Linked DNA regions of Homo sapiens: region 1 is linked to region 2. A link is a loop called in an ENCODE intact Hi-C map of the cell type or tissue named here. Cell type or tissue: PC-3. All regions are shown on one strand.

What was found. A loop is a pair of places that touch in the nucleus more often than their neighbours do. Peaks named below come from ENCODE experiments on the same cell type or tissue, not always from the same donor. Only the 100,000 strongest peaks of a DNase experiment are listed, where the experiment ranks them.
Region 1: a loop joins it to region 2, with 4 times the contacts of the local background. A loop is called at or near these places in 2 of 110 quality-filtered maps.

Annotation. Positions count from the first base shown.
Region 1 is chr2:171,387,214-171,395,213 of GRCh38, forward strand. It overlaps METTL8 (methyltransferase 8, tRNA N3-cytidine), which reads right to left. Exons shown (of 10, transcript NM_001321154.2): 2 at 4,830-4,984. The coding sequence starts at 4,972. Among named protein-coding and RNA genes, the nearest start is that of METTL8, 43 kb to the right of the region's middle. RefSeq lists an enhancer at 1-320. In PC-3, no CTCF peak of the experiment used is centred here; a DNase peak (open chromatin) is centred at 3,908; H3K4me3 peaks cover 954 bases; H3K27ac peaks cover 2,813 bases.
Region 2 is chr2:171,267,309-171,275,308 of GRCh38, forward strand. LOC105373737 (a long non-coding RNA gene) reads right to left here. Exons shown (of 3, transcript XR_923573.3): 2 at 3,911-4,034; 3 at 1-1,464. Among named protein-coding and RNA genes, the nearest start is that of TLK1, 110 kb to the left of the region's middle. In PC-3, no CTCF peak of the experiment used is centred here; a DNase peak (open chromatin) is centred at 4,863; H3K4me3 peaks cover 479 bases; H3K27ac peaks cover 1,105 bases.

The DNA.
Region 1 (8,000 bases), 120 kb after region 2:
CGCTCACTGGGACTTCAGGAGCTGTAAACACTCACCCCTATACACTGTCATGGGGTAGGAGCCCCACAGCCTGCCCATCTGTATGCTCCCCTAGAGGTCTGAGCAGCGGGGCACTGAAGAAGTGAGCCACACCCCCATCGCACATCCAGCGAGGGGGACATAGGAGCTTTTTCCCTTTCAGTGGTGCATGTTTATAATCCCAGATACTCAGGAGGCTGAGGCAGGAGAATTGCTTGAACCTGGGAGGCAGAGGTTGCAGTGAGCTGAGATTGAATCACTGCACTCCAGCCAGGGCGACAGAGCGAGACTCTGTCTTATTTAAAAAAAATTAAAAAAAAAATTTTTTTTTAAATATATATATGTATGTATGTGCATATATATATAATTTAATTGCATATATCCAAATTTTCATTCACTTTTAACATATAATTCAATATAAAAATTGAGATTGTTTACCTTATTTTTTGTACTAAGTTTTTAAAATTTTACAGTACATCTCAATTCAGCCCAGTTATTAATATATTTCAAGTGCTGAATAACCACCTGTGGCTAGTGACTACCATATTGTATAGTGTAGAACTAATTAATTAAAAAATCAATGTATTCCCTTTCAAAATTGAGATTCGGTTGCAATAAAAACATAAAAAGCCCATGAATCACCTTCCTAGCCCCAGAGATGCTGTTCCAGAGGCTAGTCTGATAACAATTTTGTCTGCAGATATCATGCCCAACTTGACTTCTTCAGCTCTGACCACTCTCCCTCTTCCCAGCAGCAGTGTCTGCGTGCTGGACATTTACACCTGAATGTCCTGCTCACAAAGCCTATTATTCAAAATGTCTAAAACCAAATTAACCATCTTTCTTCCAAAATAAAACAAATACATTTACCTCTTGATTTTCCTATTTCTATCAGTTACTTAAGATCAAAACTTCAGAGTCAACTTCTTCCTTTTTCTTTACTCTGCACAAGCACCAAATTCTGTTTATTCTTCTGTCACGATCTCTTGCTCACTGGCCCTTTTCTGCTTCTAATTCTTCCTGCTGATCAGTCTAGCATGGTGTTACCAAATATATACACTTAATACACTAAATATAATGTCATTTATTTATCTTCAGTGGCTCTATAATGCCTTATACTTCAGCTATGAATTCAGGACCATGCACATCTTAAACCTACCCCCCATCTGGCCTATGTCATTCCAACCTTATCTTTCACCAATCTCCTAGAAAAGCCTTTCTTAAGGCAAACTATCCTATCCTCTATCTCATGAAAATGCCTTATATTTCCTCATCTCAGTGCTTTATGATTTTCTATCCACCTAGAATGCCCTTATTTCAGTTTACCTATTCAAAGCATTAATTCAACAATATTTGTGTGTCAGGCATTGTGCTATGTACTGCAGGCAATATAAATACAGGCATATCTTGTATAATTATGCTTTGCTTGATCACACTTCACAGCTATTGCATTTTTTACAAATTGAAGGTTTGTGGCAACCCTGCATTGAGCAAGTCTATTGGCACCATTTCTCCAACAGCATGTGCTCATTTCATGTCTCTGTTACATTTTGGTAATTCTTGCAATATTTCAAACTATTTCATTATTATTATATCTGTTATGAGCTGTGATCAGTGATCTTTGATGTTACTATTGTAATTGTTTTAGAGTACCATGAACCATATCCATATAAAACAGCTAATTTAATTGATAAATGTTATGTGTGTTCTGACTGCTCCACTGACCTGGCTTTCCCTGTCTATTTCCCTCTCCTCAGGTTCCCCTACTCCCTGAGACAAAACAATAATGAAATGAGGCCAGTTGATTACCCTACAATGGCCTCTACGTGTTCAAATGAAAGGAATAGTTATATATATCTCATTTTAAATCAAAAGCTAGAAAAGATTAAGCTTAGTGAGGAAGGCCTTTTGCAAGCTGAGATAGGACAAAACCTAGGCCTCTAGCACTAGTCAACTTGTGAAATGCAAAGGAAAAGTTCTTAAAGGAAATTAAAGATGCTACTCCAGGTTGAGTGCTATGGCTCACACCTGTAATCCCAGCACTTTGGGAGGCTGAGTTGGAAAGATCACTTGAGCTCAGGAGTTCAAGGCCAGCCTGGGCAACATGGTGAAACCCCATCTCTACAAAAAATACAAAAATTAGCCAGGCATGGCAGTGAATGCCTATAGTCCCAGCTACTTGGGAGGCTGAGGCCAGAGAATCACTTGACCCAGGTGAAGGTTCAGTGAACCGTGACCACACCACTGCACTCCAGCTTGGGTGACAGAGTCTCCCTGTCTCACAAAAAAAAAAAAAAAAAAAAAAAAAAAAATGCTGCTCCAGTGAATACATGAATGAAAAGAAAGTGAAATAGCATTACTGATATGGAGAAAGGTTTAGTGGTCTGCATAAAAGATAAAACCAGCCACAATATTCCCATAAGCCAAAGCCTAATCCAGAGCAAGGCCCTAACTTTCTTTGACTCTATGAAGGCTCACAGAGATGAGGTAGCTGCAGAAGAAAAGTGAAGCTAGTGGAGGTTGGTTCATGAGGTTTAAGGAAAGAAGACATCTCCATAGCATAAAAGTACAAAGCAAAGCAGTAAGTGCTGATGGAGAAGCTGTAGCATCGAGTTATCCAGAAGATCCAGCTAAGATCACTGATGAAGGTGGTTACACTAAAAAACAAACTTTCAATGTAAATAAAACAGCTTTCTATTGGAAGAAGATGTCATCTAAGACTTTCATAGCCAGAAAGGAGAAGTCAATGCCTGGCTTCAAAGCTTCAAAGGACAGGCTGACTCTCCTGTTAAGGGCTAAGGCAGTTGGTGACTTTAAGTTGAAGCCAGTGCTTATTTACTATTCCCAAAATCCTAGGGCCCTTAAAAATTATACTGAATCTACTCTGCCTATACTCTATAAATGAAACAACAAAGCCTGGATGACAACACATCTGTTTATAGCATGGTTTACTGAATGTTTTAAGCCCACTGTGGAGACCTAATGCTCAGAAAAAAGAATTCCTTGCAAAATACTACTGCTCACTGACAATATACCTTGTCACTCCAGAGTTCTGATGGAAATGTACAAGGATATTAATGTTGCTTTCATGCCAACTAACACAATATCCATTCTGCAGCCCTTGGATCAAGAAGTAATTTCAACTTTCAAGTCTTATTTAAGAACTACATTTCGTAAAGCTATAGCTGCCATAAATAGTAATTCCTCTAGTGGATCTGGGCAAAGTAAACTGAAAACACTCTGGAAAGGATTCACCAATCTACATGCCATTAAGAACATTTGTGATTCATGGGAGGAGGTCAAAATAATAACATCAATAGGAGTTTGGAAGAAGTTGATTCTAATGGATGATAAGGGGTTCAAGACTTCAGTGGAAAAAGTAACGGCAGATATGGTGGAAACAGCAAGAGAACTAGAATTAAAAGTGGGGCCTAAAGATTTAGTCTGAATTGCTGCAATCTCATGATAAAACTTGAACAGATGAGGAGTTCCTTTGTAGGGATGAGCAAAGAAAGTAGTTTCTTGAGATGGAATCTACTTGGGGTGAAGACAGTGTGAACACTGTGGAAATCACAACAAAGAATTTAGACATAATTTAGACAACAAAGAATTTAGACATAATTTAGACAACAAAGAATTTAGACAAAATTCTAAATATTAAACAAAATATTTAGAATATTACATACACTTAGTTGATAAAACAGTGGCAGGATCTGTGAGGACTGACTGATTTTGAAAGTTCTACTGTAGGTAAAATGCTATCAAACAGCATCACATGCTACAGAGAAATCTTTCATGAAAGGGAGAGTCAGTTGATGATGCAAACTCCATTGTTGTCTTATTTTAAGAAACTGCCACAGCCACTCCAACCACCACCCTGATCAGTCAGCAGCCATCAACACTGAGGTAAGACCCTCTGCCAACAAAAAGATTATGACTCACTGAAGGCTCAGATGACTGTTAGCATTTTTTAGCAAGAAATTACTTTTTAATTAGGTTTGTACACTGTTTTCTTAGACATAATGCTATTGTACACTTAAGAGACTACAGTATAGTGTAAACATAACTTTTATATGCACTGGGAAACCAAAAAAATTGTGTGACTCACTTTATTGCAATATTTGCTTTACTGCAGTGGTCTCAACCAAACCTACAACATTTCTGAGGTGTGCCTGTAATCGTAATCTCAGTTTCCCTCACTTTAAGAAATCTTTCTGACTATGCCCAAACAGAAGTGTTTTTGCATTACTGAGTTGTTCTCATATGGCATATAGTCTGTAACACTCATTGAGCCCTCACAATTTACTGCCTTGTAGGGGTAATTATCAGCTTTTTCTGTAAATATCTATCTTTCCAAATAGGGTGGATTCCCTGAAAGCATAGACGAGAATCATACCAATATGATCTCCCTGGTGCTCAGTAAGACACAGGTACTGATCTGCATTTGCTGGATGACAAGTATGAAAAAGAGGGAAGGAACTGTGGAGCAGGAGGAGGGCCCCACCTAGGAAAGAATCCTCACCCCCACCCAGTGACAGCAGGCAAATCAGGATCAGAGGTAAGTAGGAAGGGCCTGCAAGAACTCCAAGGCTACTAAAAGCATATGGAAAGTTTCACTCTTCCAATTCCATTTGCAATGAAATTCAGAATCAGCAACACTTAAGTCAGGATCGGTTACCCTAGCTTTTGGACCTCTACAACATGAGTTAGGTCATCAGCTTTAAAAACCCTTTCTTAATTCTAAATGAAAATAATACCACTGGTGATATTTAAGAAACACACATAATATCAGATTTAAAAAGAAAACTCACCACATGTTGTGTTCAAAAACTTTGGCTGGGTCAGTTAAAATCCTTGATCCCAGAGGGGCCACTGGGTGGTAACCACTTTGGTATCTGTGTGGCACCTTTCCTAGCCTTAGACAAGAAATGGAATTTCTCCAAATCATATTCATCCTAAGCAGTACCTAAAAAGTTACAAATGATTAATTAGTCAACATAGATTAAACAGTGTATTGTTTATCTAATACCCAAAACCTGGTTCTAAAGGTTTTCAATCTGAGAATGCACATGAAAACTAGAAACTTTTTAATGAAAGATGAGCATAACAGCTTCTCTCCTGAAGTATATTCAGGCCAAGAGATGGGAGAGAAATATTTAGGGTGGGCAACACTGGCTGGCATTTTTTTGAAGCCATAGCCTTGACCAACTTTGCTTTGTTCGATATTTTATTTGCTTATTTAATTTTTAGCACATGATCAAAGCATGTCTGAATTTGTGTACTAAAGACAGATTTTTTTTAAAGTAATTTTATTTTTTGGGGGGTAATTCTAGGAAAATATATTTCTAGGAAATATTTTGTGACCACTAGACAAAAATCCCAAGTATGGCAGAAGAATAAGAAAACAAACCTGTAACTCTCATTCTCCGTGCTGAACTGAATAATATGAAAATCAGTCAAATAAATAAATATTAAGACAGAATCTTAGCAATTATTAATTCTAACAATCCTGTATACATATATTTTTAAGAATAGTCAGTAATATGGATGCAAAATAGATTTTCCTGAACAAAATGCATGCTTTGCCAGGCATGGTGGCTCATGCCTGTAATCCCAGCACTTTGGCAGGCCGAGGCAGGTGGGTCACTTGAGGTCAGGAGTTCGAGACCAGCCTGGCCAACATAGGAAAACCCCATCTTTACTAAAAATACAAAAAAAAAAAAAATTATCCAGGAGTGATGTGAATTCCTGTAATCCCAGCTACTTGGAGGCTGAGGCAAGAGAATCGCTTGAACCCAGGAGGCGGAGATTGCAGTGAGCCGAGATTGTGTCATTGCACTCCCGCCTGGGCAACAGAATAAGACTCTGTCTCAAAACAAACAAAACAAAACAAAAATGCATGCTTAAGGCCAGCTGCAGTGGCTCATGCCTATAATCCCAACATTTTGGGAGGCCAAGGTGAGAGAGTTACTTGAGTCCAAGAGTTAGAGACCAGCCTGGGCAACATAGTGAGACCGTTTCTTCAAAAAATAAAAAAAAATTAGGGGTGATGGTGCACATCTGTGGTTCCAGCTACACGAGAGGCCAAGCCTAGAGGCTGAAGCTGTAGTGAGCCATGATCATGCCACTGCATTCCAGCCTGGGTCATAGAGCAAGACTCTGTCTTATAAAAAAGCAAAAAAAAAAAAAAAAAAGCATGCTTATACCCTAGCTCAAGAGGAGAATCATCTGCTGATTAGCCCAAATCCATCTCCATTTCTGGAAGAATAACAAGCATTTAAAGAGTATGTCATCTTAATTATGTACTTGTAAATATGTCACTTTAAAATCTTTATGGAAAAGTATTAAAAAGAAGCTCTAAGGTGCTTACTTTTTCCAATAAGAAACCATTGTAATACTGCTTGACATTTCAGTTGTTCATCACAACATTCAGCCTAATGCTGTCAGCTGTCAGGTGGAAACAGATGCTAAAAGGTGTGTGTATGTAATATGCATCACAGATCATTGGAGGTGCTATTAGGCGTAAAAATGCCATATACTGTGCACTCTTTACCACCCTACTGAAAATGAATAGGTTTAAGACTGTGAATTCCAAAATGAACTGCAGAATGTCAAAAACAGCTCTTTGTACTTTTAAACATAAAATTCAAGATTTTCCTTTTGGAAAAAAAAAGTGGGGGCATAGTTATACATACCAACAAGACTGTAATGGTTCCATTCAAATGTGACTTAACAGTGATAAGAAATGAAACCTTCAACAGCAAGTGCAGATGCTCCTGTTTCTTATTTGTTTTCCTTCTCCAGTAAATGCAAGCTCTTTGGTGGAGGCAAATGAAATGAAATGCTCCACCTACCACCACCTTTACCCTGATGTGCCTTTGTTCTTTTTGCCTGCCAATGTTCCACATAAGACTATCAGTGTTCTATAAAACCCTACCTGCAAAATTATTTTTAGAGCTCTTTCTGCAGTGAATAGTATTCATAAAATCTTTTGTATGCTGAAGAGTAGAAATTGATTACACCTAGAAAGAGAGGCAATTCATGCTCAAAAGTATAAAATGATGTAAATGTTTCCTACCCAGGAAAGGCAAATCAAAATGGAATTTCAATCCTTTAAATAATCACGTGATACTTATCTATACTCATCTATATATAGAAGAGGGAAAAAAAAAAAGTAAGAGTTTCTCTCACTATAAATGACCAAGAGCCTCTGTAGACAGAGACAAAAAGATACAACCAGATTGGATTATTAGGCAATTCAGGAAAATGTCAGAGAAATGTGAATCTTGCAGGCTGCTAGTCTGTGGAGAAAGCATGGTGTGGCCAGGGTCTAAATATGTGGCAATTTCCCTACTTAGGCAGCTGTTTCTTTAATTAACCACACAAACATCTTTATTTCACTTGCTTATCTATAACAGTTATGCACAGCCTTGCATTGCTATTTATCTTATTACATAAATATATAACAACTGTATATAGGAGATAATATAAATACATAATAAAATTATATAAATGCCTTCTTACTTAAATTGCAAGCTTCTAGAGGCAGCACCAGGCTGCTCATGAATTGTTTGACTGATTACATAAAAATGGTATTTGTCTGACATAAATCTAATTGGATGGAAGTTACTTCATATTTTCCAGGGTGGATCCTAATTAAGATCCTTGCAGTGCGAAGGAAGTGATAGAAGAATGTGACAATGTACAGGTAGCTATCCAATTAAATTAACTACGATGATTAACAAATATGTGCTTTGTATTATTACTACCACGTTAGCCTAAGGTTTGCTGGTCATGGTTCAATTTTGTGGGAAAAGAAGGGCAGGGCCAGCCCCAAATAAAATTGTGGTAGAAAAAGTAGGTTTCTGCCACCAGAATGACCCAATCCCTTTATGTACCTTCTCTTAGCTCTCTTTTGGCATACTCTAATTTGAATACCAGTTTAACTCAGATAATTGCACAACAAAACTGTGTGAATAAGT
Region 2 (8,000 bases):
TCTTAGACTCATAATCACTAGAGACGAGGAGATAACTCTAGCCCAGAGATAGCACCAAAAGGTACCTACATAGTAAACCCTAATAAAATAACTCCTATTTTCCATTAGTTTCTCTCCACATATTTACCTCCCCACAATTTGTCACTCCAAAAGCTTAAACCCCTTTTCCTTCGTTTTGCCACATCTCTACAAATACACCATTCTTCGTTACGATGCTACATAACAACTACTCCTGCAAACTACTCATCACTGAGTAGTTTTTATGTAGCATCTTTGTTACGATGCTACATAACAACTACTCCTGCAAGTTACACTCATCACTGAGTTTCTCCCAAATGCATGTGCATTGCACACATTCATAAGCTCTGTTTTTCTCTTGTTAACCTGTCTTTTGTCAGTTCAATTTCTAGGTTCCTAACTGTAGAACCTAGGAGAATAGAAGAAAAGTGGTTTTTTCCTCTGCAGTTTACAGATAAACAAACTGAACCATAATGAGTTTAAGTAATTTGTCTGTAGAATTTCAACCCAGTTCTGTCTAATGCTAAAAATTTATGCTGTTTGCTACATTATGCTGTTTGTCTAAGCAGGTAAATTGTGTCGTTTCAGTAGCACTTAAGCTAGCTGCATATGGCATGGCTGATCCAACTTTTTCTGAAATAATAGACTGCTCTTCTTTCCCTGAGAGATCAAAACCCCCATTATGTGTCTGCCCCATCCACTCCCACTGAAATTGTTCTTTTCAAGGTCTCAAGTGATCTCTTTGTTGCCAAATCTAATGACCATTTTTCTCTTATCTTTTTTGACTCTCAATAGTTTCCCACAAAGTTGACCGCTCTCTTTGTTCTGGAAATAATGTTCTCTCTCAGCTTTTGTGACAAACCATTCTCTTGGGTGTTTTTTTTTTCTTGCCTCCCTGGGCACTCTGTCTCAATTCCCTTTTCTGGCTCTTCCTTCTCTTCCCTACCTCTAAATACTGGGCTTCCTCAGAATGAGGTCTTGAACCAGCTCCTCTTCTCTGTCCACCTCCTGCTGTAGGTGATCTCACCCAGGCCTGGGAAATTAAATGACATCCATATGCTGTTTGCCATTAGTATATCTCCAGCCAAGAAGTCTGCTTACGCTCACATGTCCAACTAACTACTTGATATCTCTACTTGATTGTTTCATTAGTACATCTTTAAAATCTCATTGGGAACTTAATTTCTCCTCTTAAAGACGTCCCTCTCCCAGTGTTTCAGTTACTATTGCTATGTGACAAACCACTTCCAATCTTCATGTGTCAGGACCCCAGACAGGGTACAGTGGGAATGACTTATCTTGACTCCATAGTAGCTGAATCCTCTGCTGGGAAGACTCGGAGGTTGGGGTTGCCTTAACAATAGGGGCTGCAATCATCTGAAGGCCTCTTCATTCACACATCTGGTGGTCAATGCTGGCTGCTGACCGGGACCTTAGCTGGGACTGCTGAATGGAACATTTACACTTCATGTGACTTGGATTCCTTCATAGCGGGGCAGTCTCAGGATAGGTGGGCTTCCTTATTTTTATTTATATGAGGTCTCACTCTGTTGCCCAGGCTAGAATGGGAATGCAGAGGTGTGATTATGGCTCCTGCAGCTTTGAACTCCTGGGCTCAAGTGATCCTCCCTCCTCCGACTTCCTAGTAGCTGGGACTACAGGTGTGAGCCACCGTCCCCAGCTGAGGTGGACTTATTTTTTTTTTTTAAGACGGAGTATCGCTCTGTTGCCTCAGGCTGAATACATTGGCAAGATCTTGGCTCACTGCAACCTCTGCTTTGCGGGTTCAAGCAATTCTCCTGCCTCAGCCTCCCCAGTAGCTGGGATTACAGGCACGTTCCACCATGTCCAGCTGATTTTTGTGTTTATAGTTGAGAGAGAGTTTCACCATGTTGGCCAGGCTGGTCTAGAACTCCCGACCTCGGGCTGGGAGCGGTGGCTCATGCCTGTAATCCCAGCACTTGGAAGGCCGAGGTGGGTGGATCACCTGAGGTCAGGAGTTCAAGACCAGCCTGGCCAACATGGTGAAACCCCATCTCTACTAAAAATACAAAAATTAGCCCGGTGTGGTGGTGTGTGCCTATAATCCCAGCTACTCAGGAGGCTGAGGCAAGATAATCACTTGAACCTGGGAGGCAGAGGTTGCAGTGAGCTGAGACCATACCATTGCATTCCAGCCTGGGCAACAAGCGTGAAACTCTGTCTCAAAAAAAAAAAAAAAAAACAAAAAAAACTCCTGGCCTCAAGTGATCTGCCCACTTCAGCCTCCCAAAGTTTGGGATTACAGGTGTAAGCCACAGAGCCTAGCCTGAGATGGACTTCTTATGTGATAGACCATGCAATGTCCTAGCAGACAAGACAGAGGCTTCCCATGTCCTTTTATGATCTAAATGTGGATGTCCCGGGGTTGGTTCCACTGCTACTCTATTGGTAGAAGCAGCCACACGCATGCCCAGAGTCAAGAGAAGGAGGTGTAGAGATTCCCTCTCGGTGGGTATATTAGTCTGTTCTCACACTACTATAAAGAAATACCTGTACCTGAGACTGGGTAATTTATAAAGAAAACAGGTTTGATTGGCTTATGGTTCCACAGGCTATACAGGAAGCATGGCAACATTTGCTTCAGGGGAGGGCTCGGAAAGCTTCCAGTCATGGCAGAAGGCAAAAGGCGAGTGAAGAGCTTCACATGGCCAGAGCAGGATGAAGTGCTGGGGGTGGGGTGGGAGGGGCGGGTAAGGTGCCACACAGTTTTAAACAAGTAGAACTCATGAGAACTCACTCAGTGTCAGGAGAGCCTCGCCAGGATATGGTGCTAACCCATTCATGAAAGACCACCCCCATGATCCAATCACCTCCCACAAGGCCCCACCTCTGACACTGGGGATTACAATTCAACACAAGATTTGGGTGGGAACACAGATCCAAACCGTATTAATGGGATAAACAGCACAAGTCACTATCACCTGGTACCAACTAACTGGTCTTACTGCTTCCGTATTTGTCCTCCTCCAATACATTTTTCATGTAACAGCCAAAGTGATCTTACTAAAATATGACTAACCTTATTCTCTGCCTTAAAAGCCACTAATGATTTCCCAATGCACTCAGAATAAAATCTTAATTTCTTGTCCCTGCAACCTCATCTACTATCACTCTTCCCTTGACTCAACCACTGTAGAGCATGCCTCTTCTTTTCTACTTCATAGGTTTGTACTTGCTGTTCCCTTTAACTGAAATACTCTTTCCTTCCTTGTCACTGCTTTTCATCCATAGGCCTAGCTTTTTCTCACTCAAGACTTGCCTCTCATGGCCTGACCACTCTGACTAAAGGGACCTTTACTCAATTTAGTCACCTTTTTATTCACTCTTCATCACCCTCTTTTTTTTCTTCAGAACTCTTCAGAATCTGTAAGTATAATATTTATCTGCGTACTTGTTTATTTGGGACTCTCTCATTAGAATGTAAACTCCGTGCGGGTCTTATTAACTAATTTTATCCCCGGCACCTACCATAATCCCTGGCATACAGTAGATGCTGAGAAAATATTTTTTGAATATAACAATAGATAGATAGATAGATAGATAGATAGATAGATAGATAGATAGATAGACAGAGAGAGAGATAGATAGATGATCTAGTCATTCAATGGCAGCAAAAGAAAAGACATTTCCTCCTGAGTGTCTCTTTAGCCAAGAAAAAAATTTCCCTTAAGAAGTCCTTCCCCTTGAGAACCCAGTTCTAATTCCCAGTCTTTTTGAGATTCCGGACATCTGATTCAGGCCCTGAAATGGACCTGGCATCTTGGATCACACTGTTCCTGGAGGAGGCATGTTCATCAAATTATCAAAACAATGTCACCTGCATTCACTTAGAGGCAATGACATAATTAACCTTGCTGGTTTCTGAAGCTCATAGAGGGCTGTGATGGGTTTCCTAGGATCCCCGTTTTCTTTCAGACATCCATTTGCAGCCAGATCTGACCATCCACTTGTAGGTCATCCTTTCTGCAATCATCCTGCAATTCCAAACATTCAAAGACACAGACAATGGTTTACAAACACTTTGGATTTGTTACAACAACACATTCATGCTTTTTCATACCCCCTCATCTATGAGCTATAGGCATCTATGAGCTATAGGCATCTATTTGATTTTGCTCATCTAAAGAGAATCACAATGAAGTGATTTTGAAAGCATTTTGAGACTTTTGCCAATTCCTTTAAGCTTAGTAAACAGCCTCAGGTGTCAAAATGCCAGCACTCCAAATCACCCATCTAAAGATCTCTTGACAAGCTCATTAATACTAAAGGTTGGTTTGCCATTTCATTTGGTCTTATCAAGATGTTATTTTCTCCCCCTTTTATTCACACTGGATCTTCAGCCAAGGAAATGTGCTCCCAGTTTCCCTTCAAGGAAGATTTTTCTTTTGTTGTTTTTCACTGCACTTCTTTTTCTTCGTTTATTTTATTTTTTCTTTTCTTGCTATAGCTTGCCATGTTGCCTCTATGTTTTATTCTTAAGATGGTATTTAAGCCTTTTATATCCTGCTACCTTTATTGATAGCAAAACGGAAGTTTATGTGTCTTTTCCCCTTGAAACTCAGGAAGGATTTGTCAAGTGTGACTTTTTAAGGAAAAAAAAAAAAATCAACTGTATCTGTTTGGCAAAGATTCGCCACCACACTTGCAATTCTCCTCTCCAGTACTTTCCTGGGACTGACAGTTTTTTGGTCTATTTCACTGGCTGCTGTAACATGTTCCCTTATACTGGCTCATTCCCAATGGTTTGGTAGCAAGTCAGATGAATGAGTCATGGTGAACTGGGAAGTAATGTCAACATTCAGAGCCCTTCTCACTCTCCCTCCAGGCTGGCATAGGCCACCTCACATTCTTTACATGTTACAAAGAGCCAGGTAACTGATTCTAACACCTTTTCACCCATCTACAAGTGGAAATTGTGCAACCTCTGTGAGCACACAACAGGGCTGAGACATCTGGAATTTTTCTGCTATTCCTTTCCCCTTGGAGAGTTTACACTGTATTAAATTTAACTTTTCTGATAGCTAAAGAATAGTTTTAGAGTTAGGAAAAAGAGAGAATGAATGTTAATGAGCAACATTTTTACCAGTTCTCTGCAACATTACCCAAATCATTCAACTATCTTATTGCTAAAAAGAATTCTACCAACTTTTCGGGTGGAAATCCTTTGGACTGGTGCCTGATACACCAACTTTGAGAACAATTTAATGTGACTGGGTTTCATTGTTTTCAGTTCCTTCAAAGAAAGGCAAATTTTTTTTTTTTTTTTTTTTTTTTTTGAGACAGAGTCTCGCTCTGTCTCCCAGGCTAGAGTGCAATGGCGCAATCTCGGCTCACTGCAAGCTCCACCTCCCGGGTTCAAGCCGTTCTCTTGCCTCAGCCTCCCAAGTAGCTGCAACTACAAGCGCCCGCCACCACGCCTGGCTAATTTTTTGTACTTTTTTTAGTAGAGACGGGGTTGCACCGTGTTAGCCAGGATGGTCTCCATCTCCTGACCTTGTGATCCACCTGCCTCGGCCTCCCAAAGTGCTGGGATTACAGGCGTGAGCCACCGCGCCTAGATGGGGCAAATGTTTTACTACATCAGATACTTTGTCTTTAGTCAACCGATTTTTTTCTTTTTTTTTTTTTGAAGACAAGGTCTTTTTGAACATTTTATTTTCTTCTAAGTACTCCCTGAAAGTATTCTGTTTTGCAGTGTTCTTCATAATGCTCCATCTGTCCTGGATTTTTAGAAGATTTTTTTTTTAAATCCCCTCAGAAAATTCAATGAAAAAAGGTAAAGGCTTTACTGCCAGTAGATTTTTGTTTCTCTTCTTTCTGGGAAAGAGCCAGTTTGAGCTTAAAAATAGACCTGAGAAATATCTACAGCTTGAGAATCATTCAACCCTCTAATATTTGCTCTAGAATAAAAAGGAGAGTTGATACATCTGATCTCAAATGATCCCCATCGTTATCACCTTTTTATTTCAGATCAAATAATTCACCACAGCAGCCTCCTGGTGAAGCAAATTCCATTATGTTAACCACCTGCTCTCTCTTATTTTTAATTTATACTGACAAAAGAGAGAAGGTGGGAATTTAGGTCATTCCAAGTGTCCCATGTTCAACATTCATCAATTGATGCTGTTTATTATTTATTACCAATGGCAGTTACTGCGATCCTAACACCAGATATCCACTGGGATAAAAATAGTGTGGCAATAAAAAGGAATGACTTATTTTTAAAGTTTTCCTTTTTAAAAAAATTATTGATTACAATTGACATAATAAAATTCACAATATTTAAGTGTACAATGAAAGTGTTTATCATCAGCTGATAAATCTGGAAGTGTTGCTGCTTGAATTTTTAATGACAAATTAGAGTTGTTGATACGAATACATTGGTATTTGGATGTACTTTCAGGGTCAATGTTAAAAGACATTTTAATATGATTTGGATGTTTTGCCTTGGAAGCAGTTCATCTATGCATACAAAATCAATCCTTTTTTTGTTTGTTTGTTTTTAGAGACGGATCTCCCTATGTTGCCCAGGCTGGCCTGCAGTGGGGTTATTCACAGTTATGACCATAGTACACTGGAGCCTCAAACTCCTGGGCTCAAATGATCCTCCTGCCTAAGCCTCCAGAGTAGGTGAGACTATAGACACACACTACCATGCTGGGCCAAAATCAACTCTAAAGAAACTGTGGGTAAATTTCTTTTCTTTTCTTTTTTATTTTTTTGAGACAGGGTCTCATTCTGTCACCCAGGCTAGAGTGCAGTTGCACAATTACCGCTCACTGCAGCCTCGAACTCCTGGGCTCAAGCTATCCTCCTGCCTCAGCTCCTGAGTAACTGGGACTACAGGTGTGTGGCACCACGCCCAGCTAAATTTTTTTTTTTTTTTTTAGTAAAGACAAGGTCTCACTACGTTGCCCAGGCTGGTCTTTAACTCCTGGGCTCAAGTGAGCCTCCTGCCTAGGCCTCTCAAAATGTTGGGATGATAGGCGTGAGCCACTGCACCTGGCCTCGCTCTCCTTCTTAAATAAGTTTTTCCTCTTTTCCTTGGGAACTTAAAGTTTTGATGTAATTTTATCTTTACATTTTCATTTTTATTTTAGATTCAGGGGGGTCCATGTGTAGATTTGTTACAAGAGTATGTCATATGGGGCTGGGGTTTGGGCTTCTTTCTATTGGTCCCATTACCCAGATAGTGAACATAGTCCCCAATAGGAAGGTTTTCAGCCTTGCTCGCCTTTCCTCCTTTTGGAGTCTCCAGTGTCTATTGGTCCCATCTTTATGTCCACATGAATCCAATTATGTAATTTTAAGCTTACAGAAAAGCTGCAAGAATAGTGCAAAGAACTCCCATATACTCTTACTCAAATTCACCAATTTTTATTTTTACTCCAACTTAAATAAATTTAACATTTAGTTTTTTATTTGAGAAAAAAAAAATTAAGGTCTAGCTCTTTCCAAAGTTTGTATTTCCATTTATCTCTAGCCTAACTGGTAGAAAAATAGCAATTAATAGCACTGTTTTACAGCAAGGGAGACTGAGACACAGAGAAGTCTAACAGAACTCTGGGGTCCAGCACCACCTATGGCCAACATAAGGAAGCCAGTCACCACTCAGCTCTGCAGTCTAGCTTGGCAACCTCTAGCCTGACCTCTTCCTGGGATCCCTGGCTCCTATACAAAGCCCTTGCTCCTGACCCTTAGTTTTGATGACTGACATTACCCTTATTGTCCCAATCTTCGATGCGCCTTTTGCCTTTGGCCATTCTGGAGATCACCACACACTCAATTCAGCCCACTAGGGACCTTACCCTGTCTCAGCCCTTAATAGCAGGCAACTTAAAAAGTAGTAGTATTGTCAAATATGCACAACTAGGGATCCCAGGTGTCCTAGCACCTAGAATCATAGAATCAAGAAACACTGGCACTGACGTGACCATGAA